Linked DNA regions of Homo sapiens: all the other regions are linked to region 1. Evidence: chromatin loops called from intact Hi-C (ENCODE). Cell type or tissue: endothelial cell of umbilical vein. All regions are shown on one strand.

Region 1 (8,000 bases):
AAACTGATGTACATCTCATATGGATTACTTTTTTGTGTGTGAAAACAAAATTAGATCTCATGTCATTAGCACAGGAAATGGAATATTTTGAAAATTATAACAATAGCTAATCTTTATTGAACAGTTATTCTGTGTCAAGTACTGTTCTAAGCAAATATAAGCATTAAGTAATCTATTTCTCATAACAACTCAATGAAGTATTGTTCTTTTACTACACCCATTTTATAGATAAGGAAATTCACTCACAAAATATTAATTGCCAGTGCTTTTCTTTGGGTAGAGAGATTATGGGTATATATTTCTTAATATTTTCATATTTTATAAGATTGCCTATGTGGCTTTTATATTTACAATATAAATGCTATTTTAAAAACAATGACAATATTAGGCTTAATTTTCTTTTAAAGAAACCAGAAGTATGGCTCTTGAATGTGACATTTACCAAACCCCGACTCTGCTAAGGCATTTGCAAAGGCCCTGAGGCCATCCTCCAATATACCTTAATGGCACATAGACTTGGTGGTATAATCAACCAAATTAGATCAGTGCCTGCTCTTTGCCCTCTGAATCTCCAGCTTTGGTGGCACCCAGATCAGTATGACAAACCCTTCTAGGCTTCTTTCTATGGAAAGTCTTATGGGTGGTTTTTCGCTGGATAACTGAGTGCTCTTGGAACATGCTGTTGAACCTCCCTCACGTCACCCTCCTGTAAAAAGGATGTGTTGGTTGAGTATCCCCCAAAGTCTGACTTTGAGATAGGAATTTCAGCATAAGTAGTTTATCTGGGTTGCGACCCCAGCAGGCACAGTGAGGGGGTGGAGAAATGAGTCAGGGAAAGGAAGAGAGGCAATAAAAGTGGTATTAACTAGTGTGTTATCGCTACAGGAAGATGGGCCTCAATTCCATTGGGGACTCCTAAGAGCCTGTGCAGAACATACCTTGGAACTGGCCTGCTATGGGGCAAAGAAGTTGGAATGTCATTCATCAACATCACCAACTTTTATCCTTAATTATTATAAGGTTACCCTTGGTGGTGTCAACACCTTCAGGTTTCTGGGTGTCCAGCGCAGTGGGCCACAGTTCTCCTGTGGCCAGAGGACATTCTGTGGCAGAGAGACACAATTTCCTTTGACGTATATGGGGATTCTTGTTAGGTGACCTCTGGGGTAAGCTGATGGGGGACAGGGCCAGACACCAACAGTATCTGCTACAGATGTTAAAAAAATAAATAAGATGACACATTTAAGGATTTAGCATATAAATGCTTAATAAATGCTAGCTGCCATAATTAAAATGATAGCATTAGCACTATCATAACTAGTGCAGAACTCATATTAAAATCCAAGTTTTGTGAATTCTGGTCTCAGAGTATTTTAATTAATGGGGGAATCTTCATGTTTCTTTTTCATGGTTGTATTTCCCTCGTTTAATCTTTATGTTTGTGTAAACTAACCCTCAGTTCTCCATTCTTAGGGTAGGAATAATTAAATGGGAACCATTTTTGCAGACTAAATTTTCCATCTCTGAAATTCTGTGCTTCACCTTAGGAAAACCCCCAAACTAACATTAGCTACTATTGTTGTTTTATTTCTTTAAGCCATGCCACTTATGGCTCTGGGGTCAGGAGATAGACATCTTGTTTTTATGAAGGCTCCCAAGGGGTGAACTGCAGTCAAACCACGTTTCCCTGGAAGACTTCAAGCCATTTTAGCTGCTCAATGGAGAACACATCCCAGGATGCAGGCAGGTTTCCAAGACAACTGGGGGTTTGATTGTTCATAGAAGGATGGCCAAAGCAGCTGCATATTGGTGCTTTGGAAGTCTCAAACTATTCCACAAGAGCTTTGAGTTCTGTAAATCCAAAACATATTTGCTACAAATATTTTTCTTTTCATTTTTTAATCACATATATATTACAAGGGAAATATATTCCATCTGATTTTTTTTACTCACTTATATTGTCCAAATGAAATTTTGAAATGTATTTGATGTTCTATAATTTAAAGAAAAATTCACTATAATGGAAAAACATATTTGGTAAAAGGCAAGTGCTTCTGCTCTTCATGCTGCTAGTGACTGTGGGTCACTGAAGTGGCCTCAGAGTCAACACAATGAATTGGCCATGTCGTGGATTCCTTTGAAGGATGGTTCCAGCTCTCTCAGTGGCAGATACAATGGGTAACAAAGGGCTCATCTAATTCTATTAATCACAGAAACTTGGCAAAGAGAAGAGTATGGCATAAAGAGGTTCAAGGACCTGAAATACCAGTGAGTCCAACCTCACTTTATTTTACAGCTGAGGAAACTGAGCCCCAGAGGGGAGAAATTCTTTGCCTAATGACACATGGTTAATTAAAGGCAGATTTGGGGTCATAAACTTAGGTCTCCTGAGACTAGGAGCAGGGTACCAGTATTCTTTCTACTGTCTGTGCTGTAAAGCATCAAAGCACAAATACAAAATCTGACTGCAAAACTGAAATCACAAGTGTGTTCAAGAATCATGGGCTGTTATGAATTTTGGAGGAACAGGGAATACAGAAGTTTTAAAAACAGACTCTCCTTCAAAGAGCACAGGCTCTGGGGTAGGCTGTGATGTGCTCCTGTTGCAATTTTACTACCTCCCTAATGATAATGACTTTGGGAAGTTACTTAACTGCTCTGAGTTTCTGTTTCCTAATCTGAAAAATGGGTTAAAATTAGCATCCACACATCAGATTGTCATGAAAGTTAGATAAAAACCTGGATATAAAAACACTTGCTACAGTGGCTACCATGGAGCAAATATTAAAAATAAAACAAATAAAAACCTTTTTAAAAAAAGTATTACTATTAACATTATTATTCAATGATCTTACTTTCCAGGACAGTGCTTCCTAAAACTGTGTTTTGTAGAACACTAATACCAGACGATGGATGTGAATTGATGTTTGGGTTTGTGTTTGTTTGTTTGTTTTTGTTGTTGTTTTGAGACAAGATCTCACTATGTCACCCAACCTGGAGTGTAGTGGCATGATTATAGCTCACTGCAGCCTCAAACTCTTGGGGCTCAAGCAATCCTTCCTCCTCAGCCTCCTGAGACTACAGGCAAACACCACCACATCCTGTCCAGCTAATTTATTTATTTTTTGTATGTGGAGACAGGTTTTCACTGTGTTGCCCAGGCTGGTCGTGCACTCCTGGCCTCAAGCGATCCACATAGGCCTCCCAAGTGGGATTACAGGAGTGAGCCACCATGTCCAGTCTGTGAACTGATATAACAAACAAATAAGTGCAAAGAAAATATCCTATATTTCAGTGTGTTTTGAAAATACATACTCCACTGTTTTCTTGGCTATTCTTAATGCATAATATGCAACTGGTAGTCTGTAAGAAAGCATTCAGGAGAGAACACTATTAAATTGTGTTGAATGTAATGTAACCAAAAATCATGTATTTTTCTTTTTAATAACATGCATAAATTAATACTGTATGCAATAGCATTCTGTTATATATCAGTTATGAGAATGTCAGTGTAGGAGAGATAATAGGTAGACACAAAGCTATAATGCACATGGATCATGATCCATCATCAAAAGATGTGTAAAGGTGACTGCCAAGAAGCATTCCTCTTCCAAATGTGTCTGCTTCATGGATTCTTCATGAAGGAAAAATTATTACAGCAGAAGAGGGTTAGGGGTTACTCAGAGATTGAAGTGAGGAAGTTCCTGGACACAAAAGTAAGAAAGTGCTGAGGAAGTTTTGGAGAACAGCAAAAATCCAACTTTACACCTTCAGCAGTGGGCAGGATTTGGGGGAAGCACTGGCTAGAGATTGTGGGACCAGCTTATCTTCCTTTTCTTTTCCAAGGGCCGGAAGTATGCAGGGTTTATTTTTACATTTACAACACCTAGTGCAGGGTCTGGCACTAAGTAGGACTCAATAAATGTGCACTGAGTTGAGACCAGATCTAAGTGGATGTGAAAAGCCATGACAAGGAATCTGGATGCTATTTGGCAGGCAATGGAGAGCCCTTGAAGCTTGCTGCTCAGGGGAGTGACATATTCAGAAAAGTACTTAGAGAGATCGGTTTGGCACCAGGTAGAAGATGGAACCAAGGAGAAAGAAACTGGAGGCAAGAATAAATCCAGAATCCATGCACTATTTTAAACAAGAAGCAACTGAACTCATGGATGGACAGAGGAGTGGAGATGCAGACAAAAGAGCAGCTGCAGAGGTAGAAAACTAACAGAACCTTCAGTAATAATATTTCTTAAGTTAAAAGAGGAAAATTAACAGGGTTTCATCAATGATTTCTTATTGTGCAAAGAAAAAGAGATGAATCTTGAGACTCTGAGCTCTGGTTCTCTTAAAAGTGAGAGAATGGTAGTGTCAAGGACAGTCAAAACGAGTGGGGAAAGTAGACTGTTCGAACTGTGTAGAAAGATGAGCCCAGATTTGAACTTTGAGTCAAGCTTGAGGAGCTGACAGGAAATAGGGCAGATAATCAGAAAGAACTTGGAAATGTGCAACAGAAACATGGAGGATAAATTAAAAATGAAAATGTATATCTGGGATCCACCTGCATGGAGCTGAGATCCGATGTTCCGTGAGTAGATAGGAGGGTGATTTAGAGACTTGAGGGAAAGGAAAGTGAAAGTCAGGAGCATCATTTCCCACCATTGTCCACAGCTGCAGCCTGACACAGCTTGTTCCATGCCCACCCCCTGGAGGCAGATGGCTACGTGCAATCACACCGCTGTCCAGTGCCTGAGTCAACCCTTTAGCTCTGGTCTAGCTCCCCCTAGGGGTGGAGTTTGAGCATGGTCTTGCTGTTTTGTCTAGGGGCAGCCCTAAACACTCACCTGCCCACTCAATTGAATTTTTTCCCTGCCCCTGTAGTTGTCTTCAGAATGCAGTCTCCTAAATAAGACTACTTGGATTTGAACTTCAGCACTAGAAGAATGGAAGAGTTTTTTTTTTTTTTAACTTCTCTCTTCCTTTTCATAAATAAAAATAATATGTATGTGATAGTGTTTGCTTATGAAGAGTAAATGTAAAGCATTTGGAAAATTCTTGACATATAGTAGAAGCTTAATATATTTTTCCCATTATTATCTGTTTTATCACACCAGTTATTTGTGCTTAGTACTGATGCCTGGGCTTATGACTCAGTTTTCGTGAAATTATTAGAAACCTGCCCTGAAGCTCTGTTCCCGTTGCAAAACAAACAAAACTCAGTTTAACTTGGGTCACCTCCAGAGTCAGGCTCTTGTCCACCCTAACCCCTGTTTCGAGACTGTACTGACTCTTGTCATCATAGGAGAACAGAAACTTCCGCACCCCTCCCATCACTCACTCATTTATTAATTTATTGAATCACCCATTCAACTAAGATTTATTAAGCATTCACTTTGTGATGGGCACTCTGTCTACAACTACCAGGTAACACTATCTGGAAACTGAGGTAGCCATGCCTTTGCTATTCTGGACACTGTAATACTGTAACCCTCCACTGCAGCCACCATGACAGCAGGAAGGATTGACACTCTATCCTCACATGAATTTCCAGTGTGCTTTGAGGTTGAGCCACCAAACTCCTCCAGCAAACTGCCTTCTTTTATTTATTTATTTATTTATTTATTTATTTATTTATTTATTATTATTATACTTTAAGTTTTAGGGTACATGTGCACAATGTGCAGGTTAGTTACATATGTATACATGTGCCATGCTGGTGCGCTGCACCCACTAACTCGTCATCTAGCATTAGGTATATCTCCAATGCTATCCCTCTCCCCTCCCCCCACCCCACAACAGTCCCCAGAGTGTGATGTTCCCCTTCCTGTGTCCATGTGTTCTCATTGTTCAAAATGATGAGTTCATGTCCTTTGTAGGGACATGGATGAAATTGGAAATCATCATTCTCAGTAAACTATCGCAAGAACAAAAAAAACCAAACACCGCATATTCTCACTCATAGGTGGGAATTGAACAAACTGCCTTCTTATATCTCCCCAGACTCATGAGCAAATGGTAGCACAGGGTAAAAGCCCAGGAAGTTCATGCTGATGCCTTGGGAGGATACACAAGAGGGTCAGTACTGCTTTTACCCCATGATGATGCAGGCAAGAAGACATCCATCCTCCCATATCTGTTTACATCAGCCCTGATGCCTCATAAAACTTCCCCCCATACAGTCATTAACGAGGTGGTAACAAGGATATCAGGGGCCCAGGGGAGACACTCTGTTTGATGTTCTGGATGAAGGAAATGCAGACTTGCTCTTTGTGAAAGTATGAGGGCTAACTTGGAGGCCTGCCTGACAGTCCCTGTAAGCTCAGACATGAAGTCAGGGGAATACAATTGTGTGAAAGAAGCAGAACAGTGAAGTGTTGAGATGGCAAAATTTGGAAGCCCAAGGGCAGGGAGCAGAACAGGAAAAACAGGCATAAGAGTTTTCCATGTGGGTAACATAAAATGATTAGTGACATCCACATCAACAGAAGGCTCCCTGTTCTTTGCTTGTGGTGTGTTTTTGTGTAGACATCCACACTTCCGATCCACAGTGAAGCCTACAAAGGGGCTGAGCACTCTTCCTGCAGTGAACTTATACATGTGCAATTGTACGTGTCTTTATTTTTCTCTTTGTTATTTGTGCTGCATTTAACCCTATGGCTGGAACATTATAAATGTTGAAAACTTTGTTGAATGAATAAAGAAATAAATGGCTCAAAGATGGGACCATTTAGCAGGAAGAAGGACCTGCCAACCTTCTTTTTCTCTTTTTTGTCTATGGAACCAGACAAGGGCAAAGGATAGGGAAGTGGCACTGGGGAATTCCACTCTAGAATGTCCTTGAGACTCCCAGTCATTGGTAGGGCTGATGCTTACCGGACCTTCTGGTGCCAAAGATCAATGTCACCATAACCAGGGTAATGTGGGGAAGGCAGACCTCAGTCCTCAGCCCAGAAATGGCAAGTTCTTCTCACCCCACATCCTCTCACACTCAGGGCTGGCAGCTTTTGAATGGGGAAGGACCCTTTGTTCTACCCAAAGATGATCATCTAAATCAGACCAACAGTCCAGCTGGGACATCCACATATACCTTAGTATTCTCTAGTATTTATTAGAAATTGGGCAACTCTTTACCTTCTAGGAACAATCTGCAGTTGTGTGGAAGGATCATTGACATTGTAATATCGACAGCAAATAGCTTTTGAGCACTTATTTGCGTGGGATACTTTTAAAATCTTCTACAGCCATTATCTCATGTGTCATCACAACATCCAAGAGGCAGGAACCTTTACTCCTCTTGTTTAGTACATAAGGAAAATGAGGTCTGGAGAGGTAAATTAACTTTTTTATGGTTACAATGCAAGCTATTGGCAAATCTGAACTGAATCCAGGAATTCAGCCTTCTAAGCAACGCTCTTAAGCATTGCACTGAATAATTAGACTCATGTTTATATCTAACTTTACATCTAGCACTAGATGACTTTGTGGTTTTAGGTCTATTACATGCACTAGCCTCCACTGTTCTTATCTATAAATGGAAAACATAGTGTGTCCCACGATTCTTGTAAGGATATGTGCTAGACACCTCATCAGAGCAGTGTCCAGCATATAGGAGGTTACTTTCATTCCCATCACTTTGGTCATTAGGAGAAACTCATGAGGAATGTTTTGGTCTCCAGTTCTGCCGAGTCTGTCTCTTCCTGGATCTGCGAGTATATATGATGGTACTCTTTTCCCCTGGCAAGAGAAGGGCAGCTGGGAAACTGTTGCCTCTCAGGATAAAGGAGAATTATCTTCGAGGAGTGCCAAGTGCGTGCTTATTCATAAAACAAACATTTATGGAGCTTCAACAAGAGTCTGGGCAGCAGCAACTATAGCGTCAGGGACTGTGCAGTTGGTTCATTAGAAGCTGAAGCCCCCCTGGAGGCCTGCAGGGAGCGGGCCTGGAAGGGGGAGTGGAGTGCAAAGGCCAGCTGGTTCTCTGGCAACAAAGTCAACATCGCCCC
Region 2 (8,000 bases), 280 kb before region 1:
CTTTTTGATGGGGTTGTTTGTTTTTTCTTGTAAATTTGTTGGAGTTCATTGTAGATTCTGGATATTAGCCCTTTGTCAGATGAGTAGGTTGTGAAAATTTTCTCTCATTTTGTGGGTTGCCTGTTCACTCTGATGGTAGTTTCTTTTGCTGTGCAGAAGCTCTTTAGTTTAATTAGATCCCATTTGTCAATTTTGGCTTTTGTTGCCATTGCTTTTGGTGTTTTAGACATGAAGTCCTTGCCCATGCCTATGTCCTGAATGGTAATGCCTAGAATCCAGCAGAACATCAAAAAGCTTATCCACCATGATCAAGTGGGCTTCATCCCTGGGATGCAAGGCTGGTTCAATATACGCAAATCCATAAATGTAATCCAGCACATAAACAGAACCAAAGACAAAAACCTCATGATTATCTCAATAGATGCAGAAAAGGCCTTTGACAAAATTCAACAACTCTTCATGCTAAAAACTCTCAATAAATTAGGTATTGATGGGATGTATCTCAAAATAATAAGAGCTATCTATGACAAACCCACAGCCAATATCATACTGAATGGGCAAAAACTAGAAGCATTCCCTTTGAAAGCGGGCACAAGACTGGGATGCCCTCTCTCACCACTCCTATTCAACATAGTGTTGTAAGTTCTGGCCAGGGCAATCAGGCAGGAGAAGGAAATAAAGGGTATTCAATTAGGAAAAGAGGAAGTCAAATTGTCCCTGTTTGCAGATGACATGATTGTATATCTAGAAAACCCCATCGTCTCAGCCCAAAATCTCCTTAAGCTGATAAGCAACTTCAGCTAAGTCTCAGGATACAAGATCAATATACAGAAATCACAAGCATTCTTATACACCAATAACAGACAAGCAGAGAGCCGAATCATGAGTGAACTCCCATTCACAATTGCTTCAAAGAGAATAAAATACCTAGGAATCCACCTTACAAGGGATGTGAAGGACCTCTTCAAGGAGAACTACAAACCACTGCTCAATGAAATAAAAGTGGATACAAACAAATGGAAGAACATTCCATGCTCATGGGTAGGAAGACTCAATATCGTGAAAATGGCCATACTGCCCAAGGTAATTTATAGATTCAATGCCATCCCCATCAAGCTACCAATCACTTTCTTCACAGAATTGGAAAAAACTACTTTAAAGTTCATACGGAACTGAAAAAGAGCCCGCATCACCAAGTCCATCCTAAGCCAAAAGAACAAAGCTGGAGGCATCACACTACCTGACTTCAAACTATACTACAAGGCTACAGTAACCAAAACAGCATGGTACTGGTACCAAAGCAGAGATATAGATCAATGGAACAGAACAGAGCCCTCAGAAATAACGCCGCATATCTACAACTATCTGATCTTTGACAAACCTGAGAAAAACAAGCAATGGGGAAAGGATTCCCTATTTAATAAATGGTGCTGGGAAAACTGGCTAGCCATATGTAGAAAGCTGAAACTGGATCCCTTCCTTACACCTTATACAAAAATCAATTCAAGATGGATTAAAGACTTAAACGTTAGACCTAAAAACATAAAAACCCTAACCAATGTTCTGATACCACTGCTTCTGTTTTCTTCCAACCCATTCTTCTCAAAGCAGCCAGCAAAGAAAAATAAAAAAAAATGTAAATTAGATTATGTCACTTCTTTTTGCAATGTCCAACAATGCTAAAAGACACACGCGCGCGCACACATACACACACACACACCACACACACACCCCAGAATGCCTATAAAGATCTGCTCCTGCCTACCTGCCCAGTCTCATCCCAAGCCACAGTTTCCTTTGGTCTCTGTATTCCAGGCACCCTGCTTCCTTCCCATTCTCAAATGTGCCAAGCTCTTTCTCACCTTATTGCTTTCATGGGCATTATTCACGCTGTCTGGAGCCTACTGCCCTCCACTGTTCCCCTTACTAGCTTCACTTCCTTCAAGTTTTATATACAATGTCATTTACCTAGTTTAAATTAGGTCACCCTGTAACATTCCAGTGTTTTAGAACAAACATCTGTTTTTCAACTGAAGCAAATTCCCATAGCCAAAACCTTTTAAAGTGAGCAATTCAGCAGCATTTGGTACATTCACAATATTATGCAACAATCACCTCTGTCTACTCCCAAAACATTTTCATCACCCCAGAAGGAAACATTGCACCCACTAAGCAGTTACTCCCCACTGCTCACTCCCCTCAGCCCAGAGCGATCACCACTCTGTGTCTAGTCTCTGTGGATTTACTTATTCTAGATATTCATATAAATGGAATTCTATAATGTGACCTTTTATGTCAGGCTTCTTTTGCCTAGCATTATGTCTTTGAGGTTCATCCATGATGTAGTAACGTATAAGTACTTCAGTCCTTTACGAGGCTGAATAGTATTTCCTTGTGTGTGTGTGTGTGTGTGTGTGTGTGTGTGTGTATATATATGTATATATATATATACATATATATGTGTATATATGTGTGTATATATATATACATAACTCATTTTGTTTATCCATTCATCAACTGATGGACACTTGGATTGTTTCTGCCTTTTGGCCATTGTGAATAGTGCAGCTATAAACATTCATGTACAAATACCTTTTTGAGTCCCTGTTTTCAAGGCTTTTGGGACACCATGCTCTTTTAGGTTGTTGCATGTATCTATGCTTCTAGTGTGGTACCTATGTGTATGATTCTTTGTTTAGTGTCTGCTTGTCCACACTATTTGCTGAACTCCATAGCTGCAAGGGACACTTGTTTTTTTCACCATTGTAGCATCTGACATGAAGCTGAACCATAGGAGATATTTGACAAATATGTGTGAATGAATGAATGAGAAAGCAAGTTGCCCAGATTGACGACCAAGCTAAAGGATGAGACTTGGGGATAAACTTTTGAGGTATCTGGAATGAGATAAGGTGAGGTTTTCATGTGGTTCAATAGCAGCCTCTTCCTGTCACTAGAAAGACTTGGTCACTATCTTCAGTGACCAAGCATCATTATATCTGACACATTCCAAACTTTGAAAACCCCACATAGTACAAGTTTAGGGAAAAGAGTTTTAGTCATACTTTGCCTGTTCCACCGAGGCCTTAGTTGGTGATGTCCACAGCAAAAACTCAGATTTTTGCTCAGAATTCCAGCTAGGGCTCTCCAGAGACCACAACTCCCAGGGCAGAGCTCATTCTGCATTTCCAAGCTTTTCTTTCTGGATATCTTCAGCAAGGCAGAACTGGACAAAGGTGAATGACATTCAAGGTTAATCATGCTGGCGTTCGTGATTCCAGTGACTGTATTTGAGTTTGTTTTTCAATTGTTCTTTTGATGGCTATTCTACTTCTGCGTGCCAACATTCTCAGTTTGTAATGCCAACTGTGCTCTGTAGTGAACAAGAACAAGCCTGCTGCGTAGTGTGAGGGTGGCAGCAGCTTGAGCATTTTTATCGTCTACTCATTGTCTCTGCTGCTGTGTCTTTCAGTCCTCCTCTGATTCTATCAATGAGTCTCTCTCCCTCTACCTTTGCTCTGTCTCTGTTTTCTGTCTGTGTTTCACTCTGCTCTGCTTCATGTTTCTCTGCTCTTCTTCCCGTTCTCTCTCTGTCTTCACCTTTCCTTGTCCTTCTATGCCTCTCCTAGGGGAGGGGATCATGTGCTGCACAAACCATGTGTGTATATTGTTCTGTCTCTTCAGGCTGTTGTTATCCCTGTCAATAAACTTCTTCCTGTCTCCAAGTGACTGGTCCTATCTCCTTTACAATCAGGGGAGACCGGAACTGGCTGCAATGAATGTGAGGAAGTCTTTATAATTAACAGGATCTCTCTGCCATTTACACAAACACTTTAAACTACATAGGGAGCCAAGCATACCGTTTGCACGTCTGATGAGAAGGTAATAAATGTGGGGGAGTGAGTGGAAAAGGGGAGGGCAGACTGAGGTTAAGTAACAGGGAGAGGGTGCTGGGAGGCATCAGATTAACACAGGGTGGGGTGGGTATGGGACGTTTGTATTTAGCTAGGCTCCATAATTATGCTCTGACACTTTCTAGGTGCCAGGCACTGAGCTAGGCTTTAGGAATAGAAAGCTCTAGGGGTAGAGACTCCACCTTAGGTGAATTTAGTTTAAGAAGAGGATGTATTAACAAGAAGACACAATGTCTGAGTGCAGTAGAGAAGCAGATGGTGACTTGTGGATGCTCTCAGAAGGAGAGAAGGAGATGTTAGAGGTGCAGTGATGTTTCAGTGGAGCCTTGAAGGAAGAAAATGATTTGGGTAGAGAGAAGCTGCAGAAGGCAAGACATTCTTGGCTATAGGAAACATCTGAGCCAATGCTCAGGGTTGGGAAGTCAAAGGTATTTGAGGAAGAATGAGAATGTCCTGGTTTTAACAGATTGGGGTTGGGAGAATGGGGAGAGAAATGGATAGGCAGGGGCTGTGATGTCAGAAGCACCAAGTGTCCCATAGGATTCTGGGCCATTACTCCGTGGGGAGCTAGACAATGTCATGAAACTCTATGACAGCAGTGTCCAATAGAACCTCCTGCATGGCAGAAATGCTTCTAACATGGTAAGCTGCACAGGGATATCAAGAATTGAGTCCTTGAAACGTGGCTGATATGACAGGGGAGCTGAATTTTTATTTTTTTTAAATTCTAATTTATTGAAATATAAATGTAAATGGCCCAGATGGCTGATAGCTGCTATGTAAGACAACACACCCCTGAGATGTCATGACCAGCATCTCTGAGATGTCATGACCGTATTGTCAGGTAGGCAGTCTGGCCACAGTGTGACAAAGGGACTGGAGGGCCTGATACTTCAGAGAGAGCAATCGGGACATTCATGGAAGGAGGGGCAGGTAAGGACATAAACCAGGTGAGGACCAGGGACACTCAGGATTGAGCACCTTGGCTGGGGGATGTCATACTGGGGAGTAAAGCCCAGGGATGGGCCTCTGGGAGGTGCTGGCCCATGCAACTGGAGGCCAGCAGCAAGCTGCCACAGTGTTCATACACCCAAGGGTATACATCAGGCCTGGGATCCAGGTTGGGAATATGATAATGAGATTGTGAAGGTCTTTGATGGTAATTTAGCTGTGAATCTTGGAATATCTAAAGCTTGTCTTTGATAAGCCATCCCTTCCCTGGGATCTCTAAGAATATATTATGTGGCCGGGAAACACAGCAAGCCAAAAACACCTCCTGGCTCAAAGGTCCTAAAACTCAAAGGTGCCATAGGGCCTCCTCTGCTTCCTTTTCCTAATGCTGCATTTCATCTTCTGATGAAAAATGAATTTAATTTAAAGCAAAGCAAATTTAATAAAAATCCAGACAGGTATTTTTTTTTTATTTGTTTTGGTGGAACTTGATAAAATTGGTCCTAAAATATTCATGCAAAAATTAAGGCTCAGGGATAGCTAAGATACTTGTGAAGAAGGAGCAAAGGAGTCTTGTTCTTTCATACAGCAAGATTTATTTCAAAGATATGATAATTGAAGCAGTGTAAATTTGGTCCACAGATAGACAAGTAAATCACAGCAACAAACTAGGCAGTGTAGGAAAAGCTCTTAAACACACATGGAAACTTATAAAAGATGGCAGTGGCTTGAACATAGGTGATGAGAGGGATAGTTCTAGTCAATAAATGTTGTGGGAAGAACGGTGATCCTCAAAGAAAAAAAGAACATCTGATCCCTGCTTTAGACCATATGTAAGCATCAAATCTAGAAGGAATAAGCAGTAAAATAATAGAACTTTTAGAAGGAAATTAGGATAACATATTTATGACCTTGGGGTAGATAGGTTTTTTTAAACCATAAACAAAAAGCAAAAATTATAAGGGATAAGATGGATAAATTTGGCTAATGAGATAGTCTCTCATATAACAACACCCATCTGTACAAATAACTGCCAAAAGGTTACTATCTGGAATATATAAAGCACTACTATAAATCAATAATATAAAGACAAACATTTCACCAGAAAAAGTGAACTAAAGATTCATACAAACAAGGGAAAAACCGAATATGGAAACCAAATAGCCAAGCTGTATATAGGAAAAAGTGTTCAACCATATTAATAAGTCATAGATACACAAGTTAAAATACAACAGCATTCCCCACCCATTTTGTGATGCTGATTTTTGCTGAATAGGTGGAGAAAGGCATACTCTCACATACTGCTGGAGTGACTGTAAGTTGGTGTGATTCACTTGAAGATCAATGTAGCAACAACAAATGAAATTGAAGATGTACACACTTTATGACCTAGCACTTCAATTGCTGGGTATTTACCCTCAATAATCTCTCCTACATGTGCACAAACACACTCATGGCAGTGCTACTTGCGCATAAGGGAAATTGGACACACATTCCATGACAACCAGTGAGGGGTAAACACATAAACGGTGGTATAGTTACATAACAAAATACTATATAGAAAAATAAGTTATTGAATTTAGTTTGAATAAACTGAATGGACCAAATCTACACATATCAGCATGGATAATTCTCAAAACCTGATAGCTTGAAACCTTTTTTTGAAAATACTTCAATAGTGTCTGAGACTTTTTATTCCCCTACATCAGATAATCCTGTTAAGTTATTGTAATTAAATCGATGGTGGTTGCACAATTTATAGGTCCTTCAGATCGTAATTTTAATAATGTTATTTTTAACATTATTAAAGAATAATAATAATAAGTGACATTCATTAAGAATTGGCCAATAGATAGTATGTTAAATGTATTTCAGGCATTACCTAATTTAATCCTATAATAATCCCTTGGTTATTATAATATAATTATAGATGCGATTATTATTCCCAATTTACAGATGAGAAAAATGAATTAGGAAAATGGTATTAAATAACTTGTTCAAGGTCATATAAAAAATAAGTGATAGAGGAACAAATATTCAAGGTCAAGATAGGGGCGTAATATAAAATCTAATACAAGGCTTCTGATATTAAGTCCATTGGACAATGTGTTCACCAGAGTATTATTTTAATGAGATTTTTCTGATAATAAAAAATAATTTGGAAGTCACAGATAAGCACAAAAAAATGTAAAGAAACCATAACTCTACCACTTGGACAATACATTTTAATATTTATGTGTTTGCTTTTAATTTTTTAATTTTAGCACTATGTGCAAGTAGTGGTAGGGAAAATTTCTACCCCAAGAAATAACTTAATTATTGACCTATTCTGATCTATTTCTGGAGTTTTTGGAAAAGTTTGAACTCTTCATATGCTGGTCTTGGGAGAATATGAAGGCATGATGGTAAACAGACCTTCACTGAAGTTCTAGCCATCTCCCCGGAAGAAGCCACATTGCTGCTGTCTTCCCAAGTTATTAAAAGTATGGCTGTTAAACCCAATGGGTTCCCAATGAACTCCATCTTATACTTCTCTTAGATAGGGGGAGGCTTTTAATACCTTTCTCATCCTCCCCCTACCATCCTCATACCAACCTAGGGGAGTGAAGTTACCCATCAGGGCATAAGTCTCGGTGTGTCCCATACAGCACATAAATACAGGACATCTGCTCAGAGATGGGGTCACTGCATGATAAAATTCCATGCATGCACCTATGATTCTTTCATTTCTTCTTCTACATGGTCATATTGTTAGGTGTATTCACCCGCCTTGTCTAGAAAACACTTCCAGGCATTATCTAGTGGCAAATGATGCCCTGCAAGGGGACATTTCCACCAACTGGGTCTGTTCACAAATGTGCCACAAATTCCACCTACAACTCCAAAATAGGAGTCCAAAAATAGTTGAAACATTGGCAGCCTCACTGAGAAGGAGAGTGGCTTCCCGCAGGGGCCGCTTCTGAGAAGACAACTTCATTTTGACAGATTTGTGCTGGTGTGTCTGTTAACAACATAGTCTTCTCACTTTTCAAGCTTCTCCAGGATTTCCCAGGGCTTGGAGAGATGTTTGCACAAACTAGCTTCCCGAGATAAATCCCAAGTCACGTAGCCAGGGCTTGGCATCAAATTGAAAGA
Region 3 (8,000 bases), 210 kb before region 1:
AGTAATAATATAATATTAAAATACAACTAAACTATTTCATCACATCGTACATCTAAATAAATTCCAGGTATATTAAAATATTATATTTTACAATAAAAACACAAAAGTTGCAAATAAAATATAGATAAAACTTTTTTATATCTTATTTTATTTAGAGACAGGGTCTTGCTCTGTCACCCACGCTGTGGCATGATCATAGCTCGCTGCAGCCTCCAACTCCTAGGCTCAAACAATCCCCCACCTCAGGTGTGTACCACCAGGCCTGGCTATTTTTGTTAGTTAGTTTTTGTAGAGACAGTCTCACTGTGTTGCCCAGGCTGGCTTTTAACTCCTGGCCTCAAGCAATCCTCCCACTTTGGCCTCCCAAAGTGCTGGGATTACAGATGTGTGGGTCACCATCCCCAGCCCATAAATGTTTTGGAAGTCCCTAAAAAGAAATAGAATTTCTAAAACCCAGCACTTTGGGAGGCTGAGGTGGATGCATCACCTGCAGTCAGGAGTTCGAGACCAGCCTAGCCAACATGGTGAAACCCCGTCTCTACTAAAAATATAAAAATTAGCTGGGCATGGTGGCACGTGCCTGTAATCCCAGCTACTCGGGAGGCTGAGGCAGGAGAATTGCTTGAACCTAGGAGGCAGAGGTTGCAGTGAGCTGAGATCGCGACATTGCACTCCAGCCTGGGCGACAAGAGCGAAACTCCGTCTCAAAAAACAACAAAAAGAATTTCTGAAAGAAAGAAAGAAAGAGAAAGAAAAAGATTAGCAGAGTGACAATAGATAAGCAAAGTCAAGTGGAAAACTGCAAATTGGGTAACTGTTCACACTAAACAAGGCAAGTATCTCATCTTTTGTAGATACCCATAAGAAAACATTAAAGTGTAATTAAAAACTGAACAGAGAACATTAACAAACATTCTACTGCAGATAAAATATAATTAGACAAAGGAAAATAATGCAAGTTAAAGCAGTAGATTCTTTTTTATACATACCAGATTGGCAAAGTAAAATAATAATAGTGATAACAACAATAATTTATGGCAAAAGTGCACTGACGTGGATAAAGCACATATTATCGGTGAGTAAAACATCTGAGAAATCAACTCGACATTTTTCAAGAACCTGAAAAATGATTACACAATTTTATGATAAGTCCATCTATGGATAGGTATTCTAAACTATGTTTATACTAGTGAATATTTGAAAACAGACTAACTCTCTCACAAAAGGAGAATGATTAAATAAATATATGTAAGAGGCAAAATTTGATTCAGTTATTAGCATACTAGTCTCTAGGAATTTTTGATAGCAGGAAAATTAGTCCAGATTTAATATAAGACAAAAAATGGAATAGAAACATCTATGTAAAAACAAACAAAAAGAAATGTCTACATAGCTCATTATCTCAAATACGCAAAAATAGACATGCACACATGTGCATGCACACACACACTCAAATAATATATACTAAAAGGAAATCCACCAAAATGAATTATTAGCTATTCTGTGTGTAGAATCATGAGCTATTTTCATTTTATTATTTATAATTTTTTTTGCAAATTTTACATCAGAAATCTCTATTACTTTAGAATCAGAGGTAAATGAAATGAATACTTTAAAATTTCCAATTAATTTCAGCCACAAAGATGTCAGCATTCTTTAAAGTCCTGTATCGCATACATCCTCTGTACATCTTCCATCTATGCAAGTGTTTATTCTGCCAGTTCTTCAATATCCACTAGTCTTTCTTCTCCATACTAAACAGTAGTTTATTGTAAGTATTGGAAGGAAGAGATCATGTCAGGGGTCCAGTTCACTAATCTTTCCAAGGCCCCATTCCCTTCAGGGAATATTGATGGAGAACTGATAGGGCTGTTTAACAATTAAGTGACACAATTAATATAAAGTACTGTTGACAATGCCTGGCACATAGCAAGCACTCAGGTGAAGACCAAGGCGTTAGGGTCAGGTTGACATGGGTTCAAGCCTGGACTCTGAGATTTATTAGTGACAAGATTTTGAAAAAGCTCCTTGGCCTCGCTGAGCCACACTTTTATTGTTAAGTGAGAATCACAGCAGCTATTGTTAGCAAGCTGCTGTGATGTGGCATGTCAGGTGCTTTTAGCCTAGTGATTGGCTGCAGGAAGCACTTGATGAACAGCTGCTGCGGTGATTCCTCCCAGGAGCAGTGGTGATAGTAGCAGTACTTCCAGTAGTGATTTTTCTTCCCCTGCTTTCCTTGTCACTCCATTTTAGTGGTAAACTTTTTGAGTGCTGAGGTTCTTTGTTAGATCTCATGCTCTGTCCCTTTCTCAGACGGGCATTCAGTCTGGCATCTTTCATTTAGGGGATGAAACATGACAAATTATTTCTCAGTAGCCGAGACGAACCAGCTTTTTGTTGGTAATTCAGGGGCTTCTGAGGGAACAGCTAGTGGGTGTGTGGTTTCCATGAGTCCTCTGAATTCGATGAGAGTGGCCAATGTGTGGCAGCAATGAGTCAAGACACCTGTGCACCTAGCGTAGAGAACAGGTATTTTGCTGGATTTGATTGAAGATATTCTTCCATGGCACCTTATGTTTATATTTTCTATATCGATTATTAATGAAAGATAAAGATCTGTTGACTTGTCTGCATTCCATGATAGACTGTAAGCTTCAGGAGGGAAAGGATCATGTTTCTTTTTTTACTCATCCAACAAATGTTTTGGTTGAACATTTCTCTCTCTCTCTCTCTCTCTCTCCCCACCTGTCTGTCTCTATCTCTGTCTCTCTATCTCTCACTCCATCTCTATGTATGTATGTATGTATGTATCTATCTATCTATCTATCTACGTCTATTTCTCTCTCTCTACCTACCTATCTCTATCTATGCCAGACACTTTGCAAGTTGTTGAATATTCAGTGGTGTACAAAATAATCATGACTTTGCATTCACAAACTCTAGTGGAGAAGAGGGCTATTTCATAAATAAATACACAAATAAGAATATAATTACAACTGGTGATGATTCTTTTTTATGAAGGACAAGAACATGAGCTCCATGAGAGAGAATAGAATTGTGGTGGTGAGAGATTGACCTAATTTAGACAGAGGGGGTCAGGGAAGGCCTGTTGGAAGATGTGGTACTTGAGATTGAGGATGAGTAGTTCTGTCTAGAAGGGAGTGGCTTATTCAGTGCTGCATCTTTGGTTACTACCAATAGCACTATTCAAGAGGATACAACCCTAGGTCCCTTAAGAAAAAAAATTTTTTTAAGTGACTCTTTGGGTAGAAAGTCAGAGAATGAGCTGGGGAAAAAGCACACTGGCCCAAGAAAGAGAAAACTTGGCAAGTCTGCCTGAAGACTGAAGGAGACATGGGAAGAAGAAAGAAGTGTTTAAGACATAGACTGAGTCCCTGGGAAGCACTACAAGTCAGGAACTGCTCATGGTGGCTTGTTTTTGAAAACAGACCCCACACAAAGCTCTGCTGATTGATGGTTTGTTTCAGAATGGTGACACATCCAGAAAACAACACAGACACAATATTTCAAAGTAGAAAAGAAAAATATGTCTGATATCCAGAAATAATTACCAACCAATTGAAATCTATTCTACAGTTGCCCCCAAATGCCAATGGAAACAACATTACATGACTCACAAATTCTTTTCTGTCCGCTGTCTTAGCCAGCTTGGGCTGCCATAACAAAATACTATAGACTGAGTGGCTTATACAACAGAAATTAATTTTCTCACAATTCTGGAGGCTAGAAGTCCAAGATCAAGGTTCTTGCTGATTCATTTCCTGCTGAGGCCTCTCTTCCTGGCTTTCAGACAGCTACCTTCTTGCTATGTTCTCATATGATTTTCCCTTGGTTTGTATGCAAGGAAAGGGAGGGAGAGAGTGAGAAAGTGAGTTCTCTGGAGTCTCTTCTTATAAGGACACTAATCTTATGGAATTAGGGCCTCTCTCTTATGACTCCATTTAACCTTAATTACTTCATTAGTGGGTCTGTCTTTACATACAACCATATAAAGGCTTCAGCATATAAATTTTGGAAGGGGTACAAGCATTCACTCCTTAGGATCTATTTATGTTCTGAAGGTCCCACTAATCACTGCAAAGTAGCTGGGTCCAGTAAACATGTTTTCTGCCTCTTCATGTCTCTCCTTTTCTCAAAACTCAAAATGACCTCAAGTCTTCCCACATCTCAAACCCCATCTAGCCTTAATCCTGTGACCCGTGATCTGTTCCACTCTTTCTAATGTAGGTGTAGCTGGCTTCTCTAGACTTCTCCTTCAGTTCTCCTTTCTGCCTATTGATCATCATAAACATCAAAAAGCCAGGTGTGGTGGTTGCCTATGTCACAAAGGGCATTCTCCTTCAGCAAGCAGGACTGGGGAGTGGCTCAGGATGACTCACATTTTAGTATTTTTCTTTCCATGCTCTTGGTTTGCCATGCCCCCTTTGTCTCCACATCACTTGTCTTACTTGCCCCTGATAGTATTTGAGTGGCACAGACAAAAAGGGAACTGCCACCACCATCAGGTCTCAAGAGCACATTTAGCACCTGCAGAGCTCCGTATGTGCAAACCAATGGCCCAGCACTGACATTTTTGGCTCCCGCTAATTAGCTATTTCCCCTTCCAGGATGGGTACTGCCCTCTGTTTTGCCCAAAGTAAATGAATTAAGTTGTTTCCATACTTGAGGCCAACCCTTTTGTCAGCAGCAGCAACTTAATTACTCTCCCCCTATGAGGCAGAGCTGGAGCTGGTTCAAGTGTTCCACCAATGGCCAGCAGGAGAAAAAAAAAATCATTAGAAAATCAATTCTTATTTAATTGAAGATTTTTCCTCCGAATGGAAATAAAGTGGGATTTATCACTGCAGTAGCCTCACAGCCTGGGTAATGACTGCACTTTTGCCTTTCTGGGTTTCCCTTGGTAGATAAGATGTCTTCAGCACCCAGGCTCAGCAGCACCACACACGCTGACTTCTGAGGGTCTGAGAGAGCTAAGGAAAGCAACAGCCTGGATGATGAATCCACTCAGGATGTGGGCCAAAGCTGTACAACCAAAAGATGATGAGAAACAATGCTTAGAAGTAAGATCAATACAGGAGACTAGAACCCGTTGGTCTCTCTTCTTGCAAGAAATTTAAAATAGCATATTTTTTAGGGCTGCTTATTTCTCTTAAGGATCTGCTATTGCCTATAGCATTGAGACTCCCAGGAAGTGCTGAGTCATGGTCCCCAGCATTTGCTGGGACAAATATGAATTCCATCTAGTTATGGGCACCACACTGGTACTTTGACACTCCAGGAATGGTGACCAGAATGATGACTCACCCAGAAACTACAGCATTGGAGGGAGAATTGAAAGCATTGAGAGCTTTTTGTTTTGAGAAATGAAAGTTCAGAGATGTGAGAGGTGTCTTCAAACCTGTGAATGGCATAGCCTTGCTTTGAGTTGCTGAAATGGGTAGAACTAGGGTACTCCTCACAGGGAGGTGGACCATGATGTATTTAATGCAGGAGCTGTTAACAGAACTGCTTAGAAAAGCTTAGGATTGTGTTTAGGGAAGCTGGATTTGAGGAAGTTAATATTTCAAGGCCACAAATTCCTCCATTATTCCCCTCAAACAAGTGTCTATCTATTTGTCTATCATCTATCTATCTATCTATCTATCTATCTATCTATCTATCTATCTATCTTCTATCATCTATCTATCTACCTATTGATCTATCATCTTATCTATCATCTATCTATCTCAACTGAATGGCAAACCCCAATTCAACAAGCCCTCTATCAAAAGATCCCCTGAGAAATTGTTAGCATAGTATTTGGAGAAATTAGACCATGCTAATATCTATTTTAAAACTTCAGTTGCTCCTGTTTTCTGTAAGGTGAAACTGAGACCATTGGAAGGAGCTGCAATGTCTGTTTTTCACAATGCAACCCTAGTCTACTCCTCTGGTTTATGTCCTTTCCTTCTCTCTCCTATAAGACCTCTTTATGATGCGGACACAGTGATATTATAGTCCTTACCCAAGAATGCTATGCCTTTTTCCATCAGCTTACCTTTGCCCATTGAGAAGGCTGCCTGGAAACCCTTTCTCCCGTTTGCTTTGGGAAATACCTATTCTTCGAGACCCAAATTTTGTGGGTCTTGCCTCTCTGCACCAAGAACAACTCATGCCAGCATTTTAACAGTCTTCATTATTTTATGCTGCAAATTTGTGTTTGTGTGTCTGTCTCTCCCACTAGAGTAAGATCACATTCAAGGATAATAATCCTGTCTTATTATTTTGGAAAAATTGTCTCTACAAGACCTGTTTGAAGGTATCAGATTGATTATCACGTGTTCATGCCCAGAAATACATGAATAGAAATTAGTTTGTACCATGAGTCACACACTTGGAAATAAAATACAAGATAGTTAAATATCAAGTAGAAAAGTGAAAAGAACTTTAAATTTGTCCAAAGGATATCAAATATAATTGCCATGGTAGATCAAGAGCTGTGAAAGAGCCCTGGATGTCTTATAAAGACTGGGAGGTGAGGATAACAAATAATAGCTACCACTTAATTAAGAAAAGCATGATGATAGCTACCCAAGTAAGTGATTTTGCAGATATTGCCTAGTTCAATGCTTACAACAACACAATGAAGTAAGAACTAATATCTCTGTTTATGAAGTAAAAGATGAAGACTCACAGAGTCAACTTTTAATGCCACACAACAATTAGGGTGTTGGTACTTGGCTTTAAACTCATATCAGACATGAAATGCCATTTTCTTCAGCACTACGCAATAATGTCTCCCTAGATAAATCAAGATGGCTTCAGAAACATGCCCCTTGGATGGACCTTTGTATTAGTTATCAATTGTTGTGTAATGAATTACATCATAGCATAGTGTCTTAAAATAAGAGATATTTATTATCTCACAATTTCTATTTGGAAGCTATCTGAGTGCAGCTTAATTGAGAGCCTCTGCCTCAAGGTCTCTTATGAGGTTGCAGTCATGCCAGGTCTTGGGCTGTGGTCTCATCTCAAGTCTTGACTGGGCAGAATCCACTCCTGAGCTCTCTCACACGACCAGTGGCAGATTTCAGCTCCTCCCCAGCTGTTGGCCACAGACATCAGTTCTTTGTCACATGGACCTAATCTCAGACACGACATCCCATCACTTCTATTTGCTAGAAGCGAGTCTTGAGGTTCAATTATACTCAAAGTGGGGGACTGCACAAGGACAGGAATCACGGGAGGCAGAGAATGTGCATGCTATTTTAGAGACTGCTTCCCATCCCTGAACCACTTGCTGTGCTCTGGAACAAATGGCAGAATGTTCAGGGGAGGGGATGGGAAAGTGAGGCTGTCATCAGCCTCTGAGGACCTGAAGGGCATGAGCTGCCCACAGTCTGAGGAAGATTTCTCTTATTTACTAGCAACATTTGTAAAGCCTCCACATCACGAGGACTCTCAAAAGCTGACAAGGTGGAGATGCTCAACCTCATTTTCAAGTGTTCAAACTCAGGCTTAGAGATGCTGAGGTACATGATTCTGCTATCAAACACAGAAGGAACTCTCAGATGAAATGCTGCCTGGAGGTGTGATGACAGTCAAAGAGAGAAGAATGTGATACTGTGATATAACAAGAAATATCTATTTGGTCTCTACCTCCAGTTGCTGAGACAAAGCTGCTAAAACCCTTGTGGATATAGGTGCTAGGAGAATCTTGTCTTCTAATGTTTGGTCTTTGACACCAGTTTCTAAAACAGAGCTCCTAAGGCCTTTGTAATTTCCTGAGTTGTAGGAACATCTGATACAGAGCTCCTAAGTTCCTTGGGTGACAGAAGCATCTTTTGTTCTAATGGGGTGACTTTTCTTGGGTTCCTGGATAGCTCAGGATGGGGTTGGTTGCCAGGGGAACCAATCATGTGATTAGAGCATTGAAACTTTCAGGCTCACTCCTGACCTCTGGAAAGGATAGAGGGGCTAAAATTTGAGTTGATCATCAA

What was found. Peaks named below come from ENCODE experiments on the same cell type or tissue, not always from the same donor. Only the 100,000 strongest peaks of a DNase experiment are listed, where the experiment ranks them.
Region 2: a loop joins it to region 1, with 10 times the contacts of the local background. A loop is called at or near these places in 3 of 110 quality-filtered maps.
Region 3: it touches region 1 in a loop (8-fold over the local background); 6 of 110 quality-filtered maps call a loop at or near these places.

What each region holds. Positions count from the first base shown.
Region 1 is chr20:39,869,489-39,877,488 of GRCh38, forward strand. No RefSeq gene overlaps it. Among named protein-coding and RNA genes, the nearest start is that of LINC01370, 130 kb to the right of the region's middle. In endothelial cell of umbilical vein, a CTCF peak has its summit at 4,762 (motif pointing left); a DNase peak (open chromatin) is centred at 4,723.
Region 2 is chr20:39,584,633-39,592,632 of GRCh38, forward strand. No RefSeq gene overlaps it. Among named protein-coding and RNA genes, the nearest start is that of LINC01734, 360 kb to the left of the region's middle. In endothelial cell of umbilical vein, no CTCF peak of the experiment used is centred here; a DNase peak (open chromatin) is centred at 3,739; H3K27ac peaks cover 1,404 bases.
Region 3 is chr20:39,656,730-39,664,729 of GRCh38, forward strand. LOC102724950 (a long non-coding RNA gene) reads right to left here and starts at 4,096. Exons shown (of 3, transcript XR_936712.3): 1 at 3,734-4,096. RefSeq lists an enhancer at 4,679-5,878. In endothelial cell of umbilical vein, no CTCF peak of the experiment used is centred here; DNase peaks (open chromatin) are centred at 3,662 and 4,402; H3K27ac peaks cover 2,318 bases.